Regions from separate parts of the Homo sapiens genome. Here all the other regions are linked to region 1. Evidence: read pairs that join two places in POLR2A ChIA-PET (ENCODE). Cell type or tissue: OCI-LY7. All regions are shown on one strand.

The links. Peaks named below come from ENCODE experiments on the same cell type or tissue, not always from the same donor. Only the 100,000 strongest peaks of a DNase experiment are listed, where the experiment ranks them.
Region 2: POLR2A ChIA-PET joins it to region 1 with 9 read pairs; 4 of 35 experiments call an interaction of 5 or more read pairs at or near these places.
Region 3: POLR2A ChIA-PET joins it to region 1 with 6 read pairs; 8 of 35 experiments call an interaction of 5 or more read pairs at or near these places.
Region 4: POLR2A ChIA-PET joins it to region 1 with 5 read pairs; 8 of 35 experiments call an interaction of 5 or more read pairs at or near these places.
Region 5: POLR2A ChIA-PET joins it to region 1 with 5 read pairs; 7 of 35 experiments call an interaction of 5 or more read pairs at or near these places.

The regions. Positions count from the first base shown.
Region 1 is chr4:70,752,643-70,756,642 of GRCh38, reverse strand. All of the region lies in intron 1 of RUFY3 (RUN and FYVE domain containing 3), which reads right to left. Among named protein-coding and RNA genes, the nearest start is that of RUFY3, 33 kb to the right of the region's middle. In OCI-LY7, no CTCF peak of the experiment used is centred here; DNase peaks (open chromatin) are centred at 232, 782, 1,462 and 1,972; H3K4me3 peaks cover 2,053 bases; H3K27ac peaks cover 3,498 bases.
Region 2 is chr4:70,924,547-70,928,546 of GRCh38, reverse strand. All of the region lies in intron 1 of MOB1B (MOB kinase activator 1B), which reads right to left. Among named protein-coding and RNA genes, the nearest start is that of MOB1B, 24 kb to the right of the region's middle. In OCI-LY7, CTCF peaks have their summits at 866 and 2,912; DNase peaks (open chromatin) are centred at 896, 2,156 and 2,968; H3K4me3 peaks cover 3,299 bases; H3K27ac peaks cover 3,677 bases.
Region 3 is chr4:70,678,954-70,682,953 of GRCh38, reverse strand. It overlaps LOC101927297 (a long non-coding RNA gene), which reads right to left. Exons shown (of 4, transcript XR_938860.3): 2 at 3,677-3,777; 3 at 1,355-1,455. Among named protein-coding and RNA genes, the nearest start is that of UTP3, 7.6 kb to the left of the region's middle. In OCI-LY7, no CTCF peak of the experiment used is centred here; DNase peaks (open chromatin) are centred at 1,043, 2,373 and 3,462; H3K4me3 peaks cover 2,486 bases; H3K27ac peaks cover 3,624 bases.
Region 4 is chr4:70,664,521-70,668,520 of GRCh38, reverse strand. JCHAIN (joining chain of multimeric IgA and IgM) reads left to right here and starts at 2,013. Exons shown (of 4, transcript NM_144646.4): 1 at 2,013-2,094. The coding sequence starts at 2,031. In OCI-LY7, CTCF peaks have their summits at 751 and 975; DNase peaks (open chromatin) are centred at 420, 1,125, 1,950, 3,290 and 1 weaker place; H3K4me3 peaks cover 3,929 bases; H3K27ac peaks cover 4,000 bases.
Region 5 is chr4:70,671,252-70,675,251 of GRCh38, reverse strand. No RefSeq gene overlaps it. Among named protein-coding and RNA genes, the nearest start is that of JCHAIN, 6.7 kb to the right of the region's middle. In OCI-LY7, no CTCF peak of the experiment used is centred here; no DNase peak of the experiment used is centred here; H3K4me3 peaks cover 442 bases; H3K27ac peaks cover 2,952 bases.

The DNA.
Region 1 (4,000 bases):
AAGGATAAAAAGAAAGGAGTCACGTAAGGAAGGGGTAGCAGTAGAGATGTGAAGGGAACAGGATGGAAGGAATAGCTTAGGTAAAGGTACAGAAGTATGGAAGAACATAACATACACAGAAGAAAAACAACACTGAAAAAATGCCAGGGGTTTAAGTATTAGAGATGAGACAAGAGAAAGAGACAAGGGCAGACTGCTAAGGACCTTGTTTAAGGAGTACAGATTTCACCTTAAAGTCAGTGAAGACTTTAACGTGGGATGTGATGTCACAAATTTGAATTTTAGAGAAGCCATTCTTGCATCCTTTTGGAAGATGATTGGAAGGGTGCATGAACTCAAAGCTGAGGGGCAAGTAAGGGTCTACTGCAATGGCAGAGGAAAATAAATAATAAAGGGTAGAACTAGAGCAGTGGGGCTGTATGGAGAAGAGGGAGTCAGCATGGAGAGACATTCTGGGGTAGAACGTTAGCATTTCATAGCTTGACTATCTGGACATAGTCAAGGAGAATGGAGAGTAACTTCCCTATTTGTAGTTTTGGCGATTAGATGGACGATGGTGCAGATCACATTGGTGGGGAATACAGCAAGAGCACTGGACTAAAGAAATCATGTGGAAGTGACTATAGTTAAAATAATACATTATGTTGACTGGTTCTCAAATCAATGTTCTTTTTTTCCTTTTTTTTTTTTTCGAGACAGAATCTCGCTCTGTCACCCGGGATGGAGTGCAGAGGCGTGATCTCAGCTCACTGCAAGTTCCGCCTCCCAGGTTCACGCCATTCTCCTGCCTCAGCCTCCTGAGTAGCTGGGACTACAGGCACCTGCTGCCACGCCCGGCTAACTTTTTGTATTTTTAGTAGATACGGAGTTTCACTGTGTTAGCCAGGATGGTCTTGATCTCCTGACCTCGTGATCCGCCCGCCTCAGTGTCCCAAAGTGCTGGGATTACAGGCATGAGCCACCGTACCCGACCTCAATGTTCTTTCAAAAAGCATGTGATTCTTCACTGTATCTCTTCAAGACTGCTAATTTCCATATAAGGGTATTTTAATAAACTTTACAGAGTCATGTAGCTCATTTAGTTAATAGTGATGATAAAAGTGATCTGAAGTCATATAGCTAACAGTGACAGTGAGTCATATTGTTCTGAAAACAAATCATGTCACCAAGGTGCCATTTTATCTTCTTATAATGCAATGACTAATGTTCATACAGCAAAATCTTGAAATGTTTTCTAAATAATTGAAGGAAAAGAAAGATATATTTAATATTAGTATTAAGTATGTTATATGCAATTCTTGGCAGAGAATAATTGATATTAATATGTAGCACAATCATAGTTATTCTTCAGAATTTTCTTATTATCTAACAGATTAAAGCTTTTATCTTATATAAGAAACAAAATGGTTATCACACAGAAGACTTTTCAAAGATGTGTAAAAGCTTTTGGCTGGGCGCAGTGGCTCACGCTGGTGGCTCACGCGGTGGCTCAGGGAGGATCATCTGAGGTCAAAAGTTTGAGACCAGCCTAGCCAACACAGTGAAACCTCGTCTTTACTAAAAATACAAAAATTAGCTGGGCATGGTGGCAGGCGCCTGTAATCCCAGCTACTAGGGAGACTGAGGCAGGAGAATCGCTTCAACCCGGGAAGCGGAGGTTGCAGTGAGCCAAGATCACACCACTGCATTCCAGCCTGGGAGATAGAGTGATACCCCCGTCTCAAGAAAAAAAGAAAAAAAAAAAAGCTTTAATATGAGATTAAAAACAACAAACTAACAGAAACATATAGAAAGAAAAGCTTACTCTATGTTGGGAATGACTGAAGAACAATAATTTTAAATAAATCTATTTTGAACTTTTGCAATAATTGTTCTTAGAGTATAAAACTGGACAGAAAATGAGTCCTTGATTGTGAAAGAAAGAAGTGAAAGTACTAAAAAGACCTTAGCGTATAAAACTGGACAGAAAATGAGTCCTTAATTGTGAAAGAAAGAAGTGAAAGTACTGAAAAAGACCTTGTAATAAAACACCATTTAGTTAGCCTGATGACACTTATTTGTATGAGACAATCATGAACTTTTATTCTATCCTCATTTACAAAAAAAAAAAAAAATTATAATAGAGTCTTAGGACCCTTAGAATATCTATATATCTATATCCATAACTATATCTATCTATTCTTAATGGCGTCTCAGGTATCATATTTCTACTCAATAATAAGAAAATTTACTTAAGTAACATTTTCTCTGGATTGAAATCTGTTAAAGGGGTTAGTCAAAAAAATTAACCAGCCAGGCTTGGTGGCTCACACCTGTAATCCCAGCACTTTGGGAGGCCGAGGCAGGTGGATTACCTGAGGTCAGGAGTTCGAGACCAGCCTGGCCAACATGGGGAAGCCCCATCTCTACTAAAAGTACAAAAGTTAGCTGGGTGTGGTGCCAGGCACCTGTAATCCCAGCTACTCAGGAGGCTGAGGCAGGAGAATCACTTGAACCCGGCAGGCAGAAACTGCAGTGAGCCAAGATTGTGCCATTGCACTCCATCCAGCCTGGGCGACAACAGCAAAACTCCATCTCGAAAAAAAAAAAAAAATTAACCATAAATTTACTTGTCCTCATTGCTACCTTTTCTTGGTAACAGTATAATCAATGATGAACTTCACTGAGTTAGGACTTGTCATCAGAAAGGATTAATATACTCATCCATGGAGCCAATTAACCTATTATATGACTTCAGGCAAGAAATCTCACCCCTTTGAAGCTTCAATTTCCTCATCAGTAAAATGAGAGGGTTGGGCTTGTTCAGTTTTTTCCCTTGGAAACCATGCACATTCATAATAGTCATAATGACATATAGCAGCACTGATTCTCAAAGGGAGAGACATATTAATATACCTGGAACCAGAGAAATGACATGTTCTGTTTGGAAAATCCCACAAATGATTGATACCAAATGAACTAGATCCTTTCTACTCTCTGGTCTCAGAACATCAACACTGGCATAACCAGGAAAGCTTTTAGACAAGGGAAGCTGTAGACTTCAACACTACCACTGAATCAGGTTTTGCACTTTAACTAGATCCCCAAGCAATCTGTATGTGCATTAAAGTTTGAGAAGCACTGGCCTAGATCACTCTCCTAGCTAGCATATTATAATTCCATGATTTCACAGTTGGCTTCATCAAGGGCAACCAACATACATGTATATAAGTAGAAAGCCCTAGGAGGAAGGAAATAATAAAGATTAGATCAGAAATAAATTAAAAAGCAAAAACAACTACTGAGAAAAATCAATAAAATCCAAAGTTGGCTCTTTGACAAGATTAACAATACTGACATTTAGCTAGACTGATCAGTAGAAAAGGGAGAAGATTCAAATTACTAAAATCGGGAATGAAAGAGGGGACAGTAGTATTGACATTACAGAAACAAGGATTATAAGGGAATACTACGGACAACTGTATGTCAACATATTAGATAATCTAGACAAAATGGACAATTTCTTAGACACAAACTACCAAAACTGACATAAGAAGAAATAGGAAATCTGAACAGACCTACAAGTAAAGATCCTGAATTAGTAATAATAATAAAAAAATAGCATACAGAGGAGGCCAGGACCAGATAGTCTCGTTGTTAAAATCTACCAGTCATTTAAGGAATTGACACCAATCCTTGACAGACTATTCCAAAAATTAGAAGAGAGAACTTCCGAACTCATTCTATGACACTAATATTACCTTGAGACCAAATCAGATAAAGATATCATAAGAAAACTATAGATCAATACTCCTTATGAATACAGACACAAAAATCCTTAACAAAATACTGGTAAACCAAATCCAGAAACATATAAGAAGGATTATATAACTGGACCAAGTGGGATTAATCACAGAATGCAAGGTCGGTCCAACACACAAAACTCAATCAGTGTAATACACCAAATTAACAGAGTAAAGAAAGACATCACATGGTCATTTCATTAGAAGCAGACAAAGTA
Region 2 (4,000 bases), 170 kb before region 1:
TGAGGCGGTGGATCACGAGGTCAAGAGTTCGAGACCAGCCTGAACAACATGGTGAAACTCCATCTCTACTAAAAATACAAAAAATTAGCCGGGCATGGTGGCACGCGCCTGTAATCCCAGCTACTCAAGAGGCTGAAGCAGGAGAATCGCTTGAACCCGGGAGGCAGAGGGTGCAGTGGGCCGAGATCACACTACTGCATTCCAGCCTAGGTGACACAGCAAGACTCCATCTCAAAAAAAAAAAAAACAAAATTCTTGAAAATGTCATTGATTAGTCAGGAAAAAAAATTGTTACTAAGAGGCACTATGCTAGGTGGTAGAGATTTAAAACAAACATTTTTTGAAAATGCCCCATCTTCAAAGAGATCATACACATGACAGTGGGTGGAGTACAATGTCTTTTTGGAAAGGACTATGATAAGGACTATAAAGGGCACTGAAATGGTATCTAACAAACTGGGAAGGGGGCACAGGCCAGGGAAAAAGTTGGCTCCTGAGCTAAAGAAATGGGGGTGGGGAGGAGAAGAATAACAGCCAGAATAACAGGAACGGCATTTACAAAGGCAGAAAGATGGAGCAAAGCAGGTTGAGAGAAATGCAAATAAAATCACTGAACACTGTGGGGGAGGGATGTTAGAGCAGGAAGGCACGGATGAGGCTGGAGTGGTAAGCAAACATCTCAGGGAGGCCTTCTATGCCTTGGAGTTTTGCAGACCACTTCCAGCCCATTCCAATATCTACCTGAAATGCCCAAGTGAACTACAGGAAGCGAGTGCACCGAAGGATTCCTACCACTTCCCCTCCATGTTAAAAACCAAGATGCTAAAGTGGAACAGCAGTGGCAGCAATGCCAAGAACAAGCAGGGGAGGCCCCCGCATCCACACAATAAAAACAGCATCTGACTAAAAACCGGAAGCTCAATTCGGCAAAATTCTTGCTGTTTTGAATAGGTGAATGCACTACACATATTTATAACTGTGGTATTGACGGCAATTTTTTTTTTTTTGAGACAGATTCTCACTCTGTTGCCCAGGCTGGGGTACAGTGGCATGATCTCAGCTCACTGCAACCTCCGCCTCCCAGGTTCAAGCGATTCTCCTGCCTCAGCCTCCCAAGTAGCTGGGATTACAGGCGAGTGCCACCATGCCTGGCTAATTATTGTATTTTTAGTAGAGACGGGGGTTTCATCATGTTGGCCAGGCTGGTCTCGAACTCCTGATCTCAGATGATCTGCCCACCTTAGCCTCCCAAAGTGCTGGGATTACAGGCATGAGCCACTGCGCCTGGCTGACAGCAATTTTTTTCTTTATATTCCTAATTTTTGATGAACACAGACTGCAATTATTTCACACATACACCCAAGAAAGTTTGTATACTCAATGCAATATCTTGCAGTGCAAGGGTCTTTAACCATCATTAGCCAGTGGACTTGGAACTGAGAGTTTAAAACAACCATTAAGGAGCACATCTATGTAACACGCTGGTCTCCAGTGCTAAGATTCTTGAGGACAGAGACCGCATCTTATTTCTTTTTTTTTTTTTCTTTTTTGAGACGGAGTCTTGCTCTGTTGCCCAGGCCGGAGTGCAGTGTCACAATCTCGGCTCACTGTAAGCTCCACCTCCTGAGTTTGCGCCATTCTCCTGCCTCAGCCTCCCAAGTAGATGGGACTACAGGCGCCCACCACCACGCCCGGCTAATTTTTTTGTATTTTTAGTAGAGACGGGGTTTCACCGTGTTAGCCAGGATGGTCTCGATCTCCTGACCTCATGATCCACCTCCCAAAATGCTGGGATTACAGGCGTGAGCCACTGCGCCCGGCACATCTTGTTTATTTCTAAACCCCTTCCTTTCTCCTCCCACCACCAGCAAGCACCTAACACTTCGCTTTTACACACAGGAGGTGTTCAATAAATGTTCATTTTATTATGCAATAATGCCATACATTTGTAAGACAGCTAAACAAAAAACTGGAATGCACAAACAGTTTATACACTGGGCTTGGGAATTTCATGAGTGGAGATAATGACAGTGTTTATACAGGACTCTGGTTTATGAAAAGCTTTCATATACATTCTGTCATTCAAGTCTCACATTAACCCAATGGAAGAAGCATTCGTTACCCTCCAGTAGGCAGAGGAAATAGAAACTAAGAAATTAAGTCATCTGCCCAAGGTCACATAGCTAGTGACAGACCAAAGACTCTGAATCTCGGATTTCCTCACTCATAGGCCACTGTTCTCTCCCATGACAATCTTCAGTTAATTAAAAAAAAAAAAAAAATGGCTGTAATCCCAGCACTTGGGAGGCCAAGGTGGACGGACTGCTTGAGCCCAGGAGTTCAAGACCACCTGGACAACATGGCAAAACCCTGTCTCTACAAAAGATACAAAAATTATCCAGGCATGGTGGCACACACCTAAAGTCCCGGCTACTCAGGAAGCTGAGGTGGAAGAATCACGAGCCCAGGAGGTTGAGGTTGCAGTGAGCTGAGAAGATACCACTGCATTCCAGCTTCGGTGACAGAGTGAGATCCTGTCACTCACACAAATAAGAAAATTATTGAAAACATATTTGCTAAGCAATGTCCTAATGTGCTGGGAAATAAAATGATGAACAAACCCTCAGTCCAGGAGGAGAAAACTTAGAATCCAGAAGGAGAAAAAAACACATTAAACAAGAAAATAATTGCAAGTGTGAAAGGACAGTACGGGGATCTACATTGAGGCTCCCTTATTGGGAATCTCTCAAAGACAGAACTGGTGTTATATTGAATCCAAGGATTTTTCTTATTCACCTTATCTCAAACCATTTAAATTAAATATACAGGCATCCACTTTGGAAGGTGCTTTCAAATCACCTAGGGATCTTATTAAAATGCATTATAATCCAATGATTAGGACCCGAAATCCTGCATTTCAAACATACTCCTAGGTGGTGCCAAAGATCCACACTTTGAGAGTCTACAGCAAACTTCTCAAGGATTATGGTTATGTAGAGACACTGATCCTCTCAATCCTGAGAGTACTTTCTGTCACCAGAGGACCAAGAGCAGTTTTTCTTCTGCTACATAAAATGACAGTGGTATTTTTCTTCCTTAATGTTAAGTGATATCAAAAAAGGCAAAGACATCACTAACAAGTATAGTTATCCCTAGACAACACCTTACAAATACATTCCCACTTGAAAGAAAGCTAAAATCAATAAAGCTCACCAGGCATGGTGGCTCATGCCCGTAATCCCAGCACTGTGGGAGCCTGAGGAGGGCAGATCACCAGAGGTCAGGCGTTCAAGACCAGCCTGGCCAATATGGTGAAACCCCGTCTCTACTAAAAATACAAAAATTAGCCGGGCACACACCTGTAAGTCTCTGCTACTCAGGAGGCTGAGGCAGGAGAATCACTTGAACCCAGGAGGTGGAGGTTGCAGTGAGCCCAGATTGCGCCATTGCACTCTGGCCTGAGTTACAGAGCAAGACTCCATCTCAAAAAAATAAAATAAAAATAAAATAAAATCAATAGAGCTCAACTAAAGCAAATTTTGGTTCCCAAATGTCTAGCTGTTTAAAATTGTAGTTTTTTTGTATAGTTTGGTTCTAACTATAATTAGAAATATAATTTTTAAAAAATGTTGGTTCTTCAACCCAAATGTCCATCAATGATAGACTGGATTAAGAAATTGTGGCACATATACACCATGGAATACTATGCAGCCATAAAAGAGGATGAGTTCATGTCCTTTGCAGGTACATGGATGAAGCTGGAAGACATCATTCTCAGCAAACTATCACAAGGACAGAAAACCAAACACCACATGTCCTCACTCATAGATGCATAGATGGGAAATGAACAATGAGATCAACTGGACACAGGGCGGGGAATATCACACACTGTGGCCTGCTGGTGGGTGGGGGACTTCGGGAGGGATAGCATTAGGAGAAATACCTAATGTAAATGATGAATTGATGGATGCAGCAAACCAACACGGCACATGTATACCTA
Region 3 (4,000 bases), 74 kb after region 1:
CTGAGGTCAGGAGTTTGAGACCAGCCTGGCTAACGTGGTGAAACCCTGTCTCTACTAAAAATACAAAAATTAGCTGGGCGTGGTGGTGCACACCTCTAGTCCCAGCTACTCGGGAGGCTGAGGCAGGAGAATCGCTTGAACCCAGGAGGTGGAGGTTGCAGTGAGCTGAGATCGCGCCACTGTGCTCCAGCCTGGGTGACAGAGCAAGACTCTGTCTCCAAAAAAAAAAAAAAAAAAAAAAAGAAGACTATAGTTGAATGCGTATTACGTTGTTTTTTTAATTTTTATTATTATACTTTAAGTTCTAGGGTGCATGTGCACAACGTGCAGGCTCGTTACATAGGCTCGTTACATGTGCCATGCTGGCCCATTGCATCCATCAACCCGTCATTTACATTAGGTATCTCTCCCAGTGTTATTCCTCCCTCTGCCCCCCACCGCATGACAGGCCCCAGTGTGTGATGTTCCCCACCCTATGACCAAGTGTTCTCATTGTTCAGTTCCCACTTATGAGTGAGATCATGTGGTGTTTGGTTTTCTGTCCTTGTGATAGTTTGCTCAGAATGATGGTTTCCAGCTTCATCCATGTCTCTGCAAAGGACGTTAACTCATCCTTTTTTATGGCTGCATAGTATTCCATGGTGTATATGTGCCACATCTTCTTAATTCAGTCTATCATTGTTGGACATTTGGGTTGGTTCCAAGTCTTTGCTATTGTGAATAGTGCTGCAATAAACAGCATATTACGTTTTTTCCCAGCATCACAGACTAGGCTAGGATGACTGAAGCTGTCAAAAGAAGTAGCTTTTCTTAAAAATGTGCATAAAGGTAGTAATAGTAAAAATAATAATTTGATATAAGAGTTATATTGGGAAAATGTATTCTTGGTGTTAGTACCTATCAATATATTTGGATAATTTAATATAACCCCAGAAACATGCTGAACTATTTTTGGATGCAAAAAAGAAAGAAAGATTATTTTTAGTTATAAGAAAGAAAATGGATGAAGTTTGCCATCTGCTTTCATTTCATCTAGTTTCATCTGTCAGAAACCACTTACTCTGAAACAAATATGTCACAGATTCTTTTTGCAAATAAGGTCTGTATCTATTTTAAGTCCCAAAAGTCCTAAAAGTGACTTGGAAGTAAAATATAGAGCTTCTACTGAAATATTTGGTAAATATTTGAAGCTTTTAATCTTTAATTTAACTTAATTTAAAATAACTGACTGGATGTTCCTCACCACAGATTTATGCTTTCTCCTTATTAGGGAAAATGAACTTAGTATGGCACTTACATATGATGTAAACACTCTGAATAGAAGAGTTAGAACAAGAAAATTGTATTTTCTTACCTACTTTTCCAACTAAATCTTTAGAGTTCCCTTTTGGTGTTCTTTCATATCCTTTTTTGGGGTGCCATCTGATATTGCTCTTTATGAACACCTCTCTGCATCTAGAAAACAGGTTTGGTAGCCTTCATTACAAAATGAAGAATTTAGTGAAATTACGACACTGCTTTCCCTTCCAAACTCTAATTCAACTAAAAACTTGGCAATTACTTTCTAAACATTATTTAATCCCTTTTAGTTTTTTCTTTTCATGGGAAAACTTGTAACTACAATTATTTTGATTTAAATATTGACCCAGTGATAATTATAGCTTTGGTGGTGAAGGTCTTTTGAAACACAGCCCATGTTAAAATTTTTTCTTTAGTCACCCCTCATTCTCTATAGAATCAAGTTCTTATCTCTAAGCCAATATTCAGGGCCTGCCTTTATCTGGCCCCAACTTATTTTTCCAGCTGCTTTCCCACTTTCATGAATTATATGTTCTAGCCAAACTATGTACTCATTTTTTTTTCTCTTTTTGAGATTTTTATTCTCTTGGCCTCTCTTTGGGCTGTCTCATATTTCAATGCTTATATGGCCTTCAAGGCCCAGCTAAGATTGTGTCTTCTCTAGGCTGTCTTCTCTGATATACTTCATTCTATTAACATCTAATAGTCCCTAACTCTTCCTTTCTTAGGGATTTCTAAACATTTTCTCCTTTGTGTTAAGACTAGTTATGTACTTGTCTTGGCCGGGCGTGGTGGCTCATGCCTGTAATCCCAGCACTTTGGAGGCCGAGGTGGGTGGATTGTTGGAGGCCAGGAGTTACAAAAATTAGCCTGGTGTGGTGGTGCATGCCTGTAGTCCCAGCTACTTGGGAGGCTGAGACAGGAGAATTGCTTGAATCCAAGAGGCAGAGGTTGCAGTGAGCTGCGATCACGCCACTGCACTCCAGCCTGGGCGACAGAGCGAGACTCCATCTCAAAAAAAAAAAAAAAAAAAAAAGATTTAAGCAGGGGCCAAGAAATGGGAAGTTAAGTTTTGTATATGTTTGATTTGAGGTGTCTGTGAAGCTATTTAAGTGTCTAGATGTCTTCTAGATGGTTTGATATATGGATCTCTTTAGAGAAAGAAATTTTTGATGTCTTTAAAATTCAGTTGAAACGTGGGACCATATTTGATATTTAACTAAAGGCAAATAAAATATAATTTTGGGTTGTTCTGACTTAAGTAACTAGCACACGTGAACTAGTAGACCAAAAGTGTTATACTACCTACCTGCTACTAGAGTTATAGGACTACATATCTCCAGGTGTCAAATTAAAAAGGCTTGGATTGGCTGGGCGCAGTGACTCATGCCTGTAATCCCAGCACTTTGGGAGGCCGAGGCAGGTGCATTGTTTGAGGCCAGGAATTCGAGAGCAGCCTGGCCCACATGGTGAAACCCCATCTCTACTAAAAATACAAAAATTAGCTGGGTGTGGTGGCCCAGACCTGTACTCCTAGCTACTCAGGAGGCTGAGGCAGGAGAATCATTTGAACCTGGGAGGCGGAGGTTGCAGTGAGCCAAGATTGCACCACTGCACTCCAGCCTGGGCAACAGAGTGAGACTCTGTCTCAAAAAAAAAAAAAAAAAAAAAAACCAAGCTCTGTTAAATTTCAATAAGGTATTAGAAATTATTAAAAATGACCTAAGAATTTAATAAGCTATTTGCAAATGTGATCTTGATCTATATCTATTTTGGGTAGAGATATATTATTTATGCTATGAGCAAAGGGGAATCATTGGAGGGTTTTAAACAGGGAAGGATTGGAAAATTGACAGAAGGAAGTTGGTGCAAGATGGTGATAGTCATCAGAGTGATGCGTTTTTGTGTCTAAATCAGGGTCCTGGGAATATGGATATGAAAAGTAGGCAGATCAAGAGCTAAGCATTATGCTAAAGTAATTGTTTATATGTTGTAGCCATGTTCTAGCATATTCCATGCTTTACACTTATCAATTTAATTTTCATCAATCTTGTGAAGTATGTACTACAGTGATGCCCATTTTATAGATGAAACAGAGAAAACAAGATTTTATAACTTGTCAGAGTCCCATTTGCACCCAGGCAATAACTGACTCCACAGCGTTTGCTCTTTTGTTCAGTAGGAAGACTAAGTAGAAGTGTCTCTTAAGACACATCTTTACAGTTGCATCTGATATTTTAAAAATAACTGACTGGATATTCCTCACCACAGATTTATGCTTTCTCGTTATTAGGGAAAATGAACTTAGTATGGCACTTACATATGATGTAAACACTCTGAATAGAAGAGTTAGAACAAGAAAATTGTATTTTCTTACCTACTTTTCCAACTAAATCTTTAGAGTTCCCTTTTGGTGTTCTTTCATATCCTTTTTTGGGGTGCCATCTGATATTGCTCTTTATGAACACCTCTCTGCATCTAGAAAACATTAATATATAAAATTACACACATATGAAGAAAAGTGATAAAGTAATATGCCAGCTGAGTAAAATGGTATACAAGATACAAGATGAATTTATTAGCAATGAAGAAACAAAGTAAAAGAGTGAACAGAATGGAATGACATTTAGACCTACTTGAATTAGTTTGAAAGATTTTAGGGTTTTTTATGAGGATGAACAGGAAGGAAAGAGAAATAAAT
Region 4 (4,000 bases), 88 kb after region 1:
CAAGGATTTACTCAACTTGCTTTGGGAAGGCAGTCTAGCCTTGAGTTTATTTTTCAAGAATTAAAAAGGTATCCAGCTGACTATTAATTACTATTTTTTTTTGAGTGATTGAATAAGTCAGTTATTTAGAAACTTCAGTTGGGGGTGAGGATCTTTTAGAGTGGTTGATAGTTGTTTTGACCTCCTGACCACAAACTAAAATAATGTGCTTTCAGGTCTGTTTCTTTTTTTAATAAACTGTCCATGTGATGCCAGTATATTTTCCCTAAACTCAAGTAGTTGCTAAGTCCTACTGATAGTAGAAATTAAAATAGGAATAAACTTGGACAGTATAGTAATATTGCGTATGACAGTGCCTGACACTTTGTTCTTACAGACTTTCAATACATACTCTGAAGAAGTGCAATCATGTGCTAGCCTTTAATGTCTCTTTCATCCTGTCATTTCGTATTTCTAGCTTTGAAGTCTGCTTGCCTTACTTATGATTCTGAAGTACTCCTAATTACCTCTTAAAATTCTAGGAGTCCCTTCAAAAATTAGAGCTGAGAACCAGAAGTAACACGGATTTGATGCTGTTGTGTAACCAGCATATTCTTGGAACCAACCTTGCCTAAGAGACAGGAAATTCCAGCATGTTGGAGTGGGAGTGCAGGGGGTGCTCTGTCCAAAAGCTCAGTTAAAAAAAATGACATTAATTAAGTGAAAAAAATTTTACACAAAATACTGCAGTGATTCAGTTTGCTTTTGAGGCATCTCAAAAATCATCTTATGGGTTTGCAATTCTGAAAGGTGTAACTAGACAGAAGGTCCGTCTTAATGCTATCAAATTAAAATATGGCAACTTATTTATCTGGTATATACCCGCTTCTTTTTTTTTTTTTTTTTTTTTCGAGATAGAGTCTCCCTCTGTCACCCAGGCTAGAGTGCAGTGGTGCCATCTCGGCTTACTGCAGCCTCTTGCATCCAAGATTCAAGCGATTCTCCTGCCCCAGCCTCCCGCATAGCTGGGATTACAGGCCCTCACCATGTCCAGCTCATTTTTGTATTTTTAGTAGAGACGGGGTTTCACCATGTTGGCCAGGCTGGTCTTGAATTCCTGACCCCAAGTGATCCACCTGCCTCGGCCTCCCAGAGTGCAGGGTTTACAGGTGTGAGGCACTGCGCCCAGCCAAGTATCTACCAGCTTCTAATTCCAATTCCATGTTTGAGCTTATAAAATAACTGAAAGTAATCAAAATATATTTTGTAAGATATATACAAAATACAGATTTTGTGAGATATATACAAAATACAGATTTTGTGAGATATATACAAAATACAGATTTTGTGAGATATATACAAAATACAGATTTTGTGAGATATATACAAAATACAGATTTTGTGAGATATATACAAAATACAGATTTTGTGAGATATATACAAAATACAGATTTTGTGAGATATATACAAAATACATATTTTGTGAGATATATACAAAATATATATTTAAATCTGGTAGCTTGGTTAATTAAGGACTAGTATAAAAAATTAACATAAGATACACTTGGGACCTTAAAGGACTTTCATTTCTCTCCCCTTCCTTCATCTCTCCTCCTTCACTTACCTTCATTTATTATTCTAGGCATGACAAGTGTCAGATGTCTGATTTGAAGACTAATATGAATATATCTAGGTAATAAAATGGAAAATCCCTATTTCAACATTCTTAATGGAATCCTTCCTTGAAATTATTATTAGTCTTCTGGTTTAAACATTTATATAGTGTAAATGCAAAATAAAAATGATTGTATCAAATTATGGTTTTTATTTGGATGCTTTGCAAGAAAATACTTAAATGTGAGTCATACATTTTTCCAGTTCAGCATTTAAACTTCAGACTTCAACCACAGTTGTGATTGTTTTTAGTTTGTTAGCTGCCTGGAGTGTTATTTTAAGAAAGCAGAAGCACCATCATTTGCACACTCCTTATAGATCACACACCTTAACCCTGACTTTTTTTGCTCCAGTTTTTCAGAAGAAGTGAAGTCAAGATGAAGAACCATTTGCTTTTCTGGGGAGTCCTGGCGGTTTTTATTAAGGCTGTTCATGTGAAAGGTATGTGATATTTAGAAAATGATCCCAGATCAAAGGAAAAATATAGGACAGATCTGTTTTTCAGTTTTAAACATTTATGCCTATGCTTTGGTTGGCCAGTTAGCCAGCTACTTTTTCCTAACATGCTTTCATCTTTCTATGGCAGTTGTCTTTACATAGATAAGACTCTTTTTATTCTTTTTTCTCTTATCTTACTTACTTGTTTGCCTACTACAAACTAGAGAATAAGAAATTAGCTAACTACAGATAGTCCTGCTTATATGAATGTCCATATTGAATCTTAAAAATCTATAATCCTTCCCTTGAGTCTCTTAAATTAATATTCTGGAGAAATGAAATAATAATTACTGTAAGTACAACATGGAATGCATTGGGATTTTATTTCCCCAAAGAGGCTGGTATTGGTTTTAACAGCTTTCCTGGATCTGATCCCACAGATTTATTATGACCCTTTAACAATGTTTAATGTTATACAGGTTGCCTATAAATTGATGACTGAACTTTTGTTATTTTGTTTACTGATCTTTCAAACAACTTCAGAAAATGGAATACATTCTGAATTTAGAGGTACAGTATTAAATAATTTTCATTTAGAAGGACACACTAAAATTTGTCTGGATTGTTCCTATCACTGAGTCTGTGGTTCTTATTTCAAGATGAATAATGACAGAAATGTGATTAAGAATAGGCCTTATATATATATTTTATACTAATTTAGCATTAAGAATAACTTTCTAATGATTTAAAATATAAAATATTAGTAAAGCATGTACAATGTAAGTATATATACATATCTAAAAATATATGATATATATAATGGGGCTACTTCCCTATAAACCCTATAAAGTTGAAAGTTGAAAATATCATACTTTCAGCTTACAGTGACTTTATAGGGAGGTAGCCCCATTGTAGCTGAGGAGCATACTGAATACATATCACTTTCACAGCATCATAAAGTAGAAAAATCATAAGTAGAACCATGGTAAGTTGGGGACCATCTGTATATAAAACAGCTATCACTTACTGAATATGATATTCTAGGTATCATGCTAATTCCTTTACATATAATATTCCATTTAATTCTCTCAGTAACCATATGAGAATAAATACTATTATTACTTCTGACATACAGTTGAGCCAGTTGAGACTTACAGAGGTGAAGTAACTTACCAAAGTCATACAGCAAGCAAGAGTGTAAGCAGAACCCAGGCAATCTGACCCTATAGCCCGCACTCCTACTATCCTATTCTGCCTTGTGTAAGGCAATCACTTTTTAGTAAACTCATTATGGTCATATCTAGCATATGTTGTTAAATCTATTTTCTTATTTGTTTGAAGTGAATTAAATTTAACAAATATTTATTGAACACCTACTATGTGTCAGATGCTCTTGGAATAAAGTAAGGCACAGTCCCTAATAACAGGTTTGTTAGGAAAAATACTGCCTGTTGGTGAGAGCAAATGCTAGACTCTAAGTCTTGGTGAATTGAAAGTATTTGTAACTTTTCTGACAGCTATGTATTTCTGATAGATATTAGGCTGCCTAATATTTTTCTATATTAACTTCCCAGGTTTCTGGTAAGGAAGTAATCATATGCCGTAATAGAATATAGACATTTTCTATTTAAGACTTAATAGTCAAGTCACTCCTCAACAATCTATATTTTTGGTCAGGCATTATGTGCTCATTTATATTTCATTGAGAAAAAACTTTTAAGAGTCATGGATACACAAGTAGGAAAGAGGACATCATTTAAGTCATTTTACCTCTTTCAGATGTTAATGAGTTATTTCATTACCTTGAATTTACTCCATAATGTTTCTTTCCAATATTACACAGTGTCAGAAGATTCATTAGGAACTTATGAATAATGGTATAATAATGCATTATAAAGTACTTCAAACA
Region 5 (4,000 bases), 81 kb after region 1:
GGAACACTGATAAGTTATTTCTAAATCTAAAAGATTTTTGGGTTACTTGGAATTTACAGGTTGACATTTAATTCAAGGTTTCTTGTAGACTTCATATTTTCCCTCCTAATTTTTAGAGCTGATTAAGCAGTACTATTTATTAGTAAAATTTGTTTTCCATATAAAGTTCAAGGACAAATGGGAAATGTGAATTATTACACTAAATGTAGAAATTAATCCATTAAAAGGAAAATCAAGAGATTTCAGCTGCATTTTGGATTTAAGGCCAAGAAGCCTGTTAAAAAATATCATCGTCCCTTTTAAGAGTTCAAGTGGCAAAATGCCAGGCTGCTATCAAGACTCCTTTTATATTAGGGAAGGCTTTCAAGGGGAGAAATGAGATGACATTAAAATAGAGAATAAAGGAGAGATTGGCCTTTTATGATAAGTATTCATGTTACCTTATGGATAAAACCCAGACTTTGAGTCTGTGTGATAGTATGGATTATGAGTTAACTTGAGATGAACTACTGCACCCAAAATGTGCTTATTAATGGACTGATATTGATAGAGATAGGACTTTAGATGTATGCTGCAAAAGTCTATCTTAAGCACTATCCCATTAAACATTTTTCTTAATGACTTCAGTAAGGATCCGATGGCATGTGTCAAGTTTGCAGATACTGTAAAGCTGAGAGAAAGAACTAATGTGCAAGGTTTCTGAATCTGGATTTAAAAAGAATCTGAGACATTGTAATGTTGGTCTGAGTTTAGCAAGATAAAACTTAGGGACCAATGCTAAATCTCATGCCCAAATCCTAACTTGTTTAAATTTTAAATATGGGAAAGTCATTACTTTATAGAAACATATTTTTAAAAATGAGATTGTACACTTTAATTGAAGCCAATAGTGTAACATAGCTGCCAAAAAAGAGATATTATCATCTTAAGTGGGATTTATTGAAAAATGTTAAGTTCAGCTGTTGTTTGTACTGTCCAGATTACACTTGACTATTGAATATGTATCTAGATACTACTCTTTAAATAGGACATTGACAATATGGAGCCTATCCACAAAAGAGACTAATATTGTTAGAAGACATAAACTTAGAGGCAGTTTTCAACTCCTTGTAAAAACGTTCTCCATTCATCCTTCATTCAATCAATATACTTGAGGCAATCCTGCGCTTGTTCTTGGAAACAGAAGTAAGCAACAAGACAATGCCGCTCTTAAGGAGCTTTTATTTTAATGAGGAGGAGACAGTTACGACTAAGTAAACTAAAGAATTTCAAACAATAATAAAAACTATGAAGAAAATAAAACAGGGCAATATGATAATGATTGGTAATTGGTTAGGAAGATTATCAGCCAGAAAATTTCTCTCTGAGGCAATGACATTGGAATTGAGACTTGGTGGTAAGGGGCCAGCCATGCAAGGCTATGGAAAGTGTTGCAGGCAGAGGGACTAAGACAATACGAAAGCCTTGAGCAGAGTAGCTGGAGAGAGATGAGTGGAAGGGGGAGTTGCAGGAAATCAGGAAGGCTAATGACTCTGAATTTATTCTAAGTGTAATGAGAAGCCACTGGAGGGTTTTAAATCAGATATGATCTGATTTACCTTTGAAAAGATCACTTTTCATGGTAAGTGGACAATGAATTGTGGCAGGTAAGACTAGAGAAGAGTTTGGAACAGTGAACAGTTTAATGAGTTATAACATGAAACCATATTTTCGTCCAATTATTGCCTCTCAATTACTATAATTGAATTTTTCTTTGCCTTTTTGACAATGTTTTAAGAAGATTCCGTAATTTAAAAATATTTTTTCATTATTAAAAAATCTAGTTTATTTGCTGTGATTGTAAAAGTGCCATAAATAGTAAAGCTCATTTTTTAAAAGTCTAGTTCAGTCTAAAAGCTTGTATCTCAAACTCACTCTTAATTTCAAGTCTCCAATGCTAAACAAGATGGAATAACGGTGCAGATTTTCCCTGCCATTTGAACCAACTAGAAAAAACTGACAAAATTTAAGAAACACTGGTTTTCTTTTTATTATTATTATTATTATTATACTTTAAGTTCCAGGGTACATGTGCACAACATGCAGGTTTGTTACATATGTATACATGTGCCATGTTGGTGTGCTGCACCCATTAACTCATCATTTACATTAGGTATATCTCCTAATGCTATCCCTCCCCACTCCCCCCACCCCATGACAGGCCCTGGTGTGTGATATTCCCCATCCTGTGTCCAAGTGTTCTCATTGTTCAATTCCCACCTGTGAGTGAGAACATGCGGAAGAAACACTGGTTTTCAAGACATTAGGCAATGCAGGACAGTGATTTCGGAGAGACTGGAAACAAATAAGGAGACCATTGCCCCATGTTGCCTTGGAGAGAGTTCCCAGGCCATGGCTTCACTGGAGGAATTCTGCCAAACATTTAAGGAAAAATAATACTAATTCTACACAGACTCCTCCAGAAAATTGGAGAGGGGGAAATACTTCTAAACTCATCTTTTCAGGACAGCATTATTGTAGTAACAAAACCATGCAAAGACATTACAAGAAAAGAACATTTTAAATCAATTATCCCTCATGAATATAAAAGCAGAAATTCTAAGCAAAATTTTGGTAAATAAAATTCAAAATTTATGAAAAGGATGTTATATCATAACTAAGTGGGGTTTATTCTAGGAATGTAAGGTTAGTTTAACATTTAAAAATAAATGTAATTCACCATATTAAACAAAAAAAGGAAAACCATATGGTTATCTCAATAGACAGAGAAAAAATATTTGACAAATATTCAATGTTCACTTCTGATAAAAACTCACAGCAAACCAGGAAGAGAAGGGAACTTCCTCAACTTGGTAAAGGGCACCCAAGAAAAACCTAACATCATACTTAAAAAACTGAATTCTGAAGATGTGAACTTTTTAATAGCTTTACTGAGATGTAACTGACATACAGTGCACTGCACACATTTGAACTGTACAATTTGATCAATTTTGACATGTGTGTACACCTGTGAATTCATTATCACCACTAAGATAATGAACATATTCATCATCTCCAAAAGCTTCCTTATGTCCTTTTATAGACTTATAGTCCCGCCTTCCCTTCTCTCTGTCCCCACCTTCCCAGATAATCACTGATCTGCTGTCACTATGCATTTGTTTGAATTTTCTAGAAAAAAATATAAATATATCCAAATATAGAATCATACACTATGTACTTCTTCTTTTTTTTTTTTTTTTTTTTTTTTTGAGACAGAGTCTTGTTCTGTCGCCCAGGCTGGAGTGCAATGGCGCGACCTCGCTCACTGCAAACTCTGCCTCCCGGGTTCAAGCGATTCTCCTGCCTCCGCCTCCTATGTAGCTGGGATTACAGGCACCCACCACCACACCCGGCTAATTTTTGTATTTTTAGTAGAGACAAGGTTTCACCATGTTGGTCAAGCTGGTCTTGAACTCCTGACCTTGCGTTCTGCCCAGTTTGGCCTCCCAAAGTGCTGGGATTACAGGAGTGAGCCACTGTGCCCAGCCTGTACTTTCTTAAAAAAATTTTTATCTGGCTTCTTTCCCTCAGAATAATTATTTTGAGATTCATCCATATTGTGTCTATTAATAGCTTATTCATTTTTATTATTGAGTAATGGATATACCACAATTTGTTTATCCAATTTGTTTTTGGACATTTAGACTGCTTCCAGCTTTAGGCTATTACAAATAAAGCTAACATATCTTCCAAGTGAACTTCCTCCTCACCCATCCTAAGTTGGAAACTTTGGACATTTTCATTTATACTTTATATAGCATGATCATGTATCATTTTTGATATTCCTGCACATCCACAACCCAAGGGGCCATGTCAGGTTCTCCCAGGAATGCTTTCCCCAAACTTCATTGCAGTTGGTAGCTGCATTTTCTGCAACTCCACAAGGAGTTAAGACATAATGATGACGACGATGATAATAATAAGTAACTAGTACTTACATAACACTTATTGTGTGCCAAGA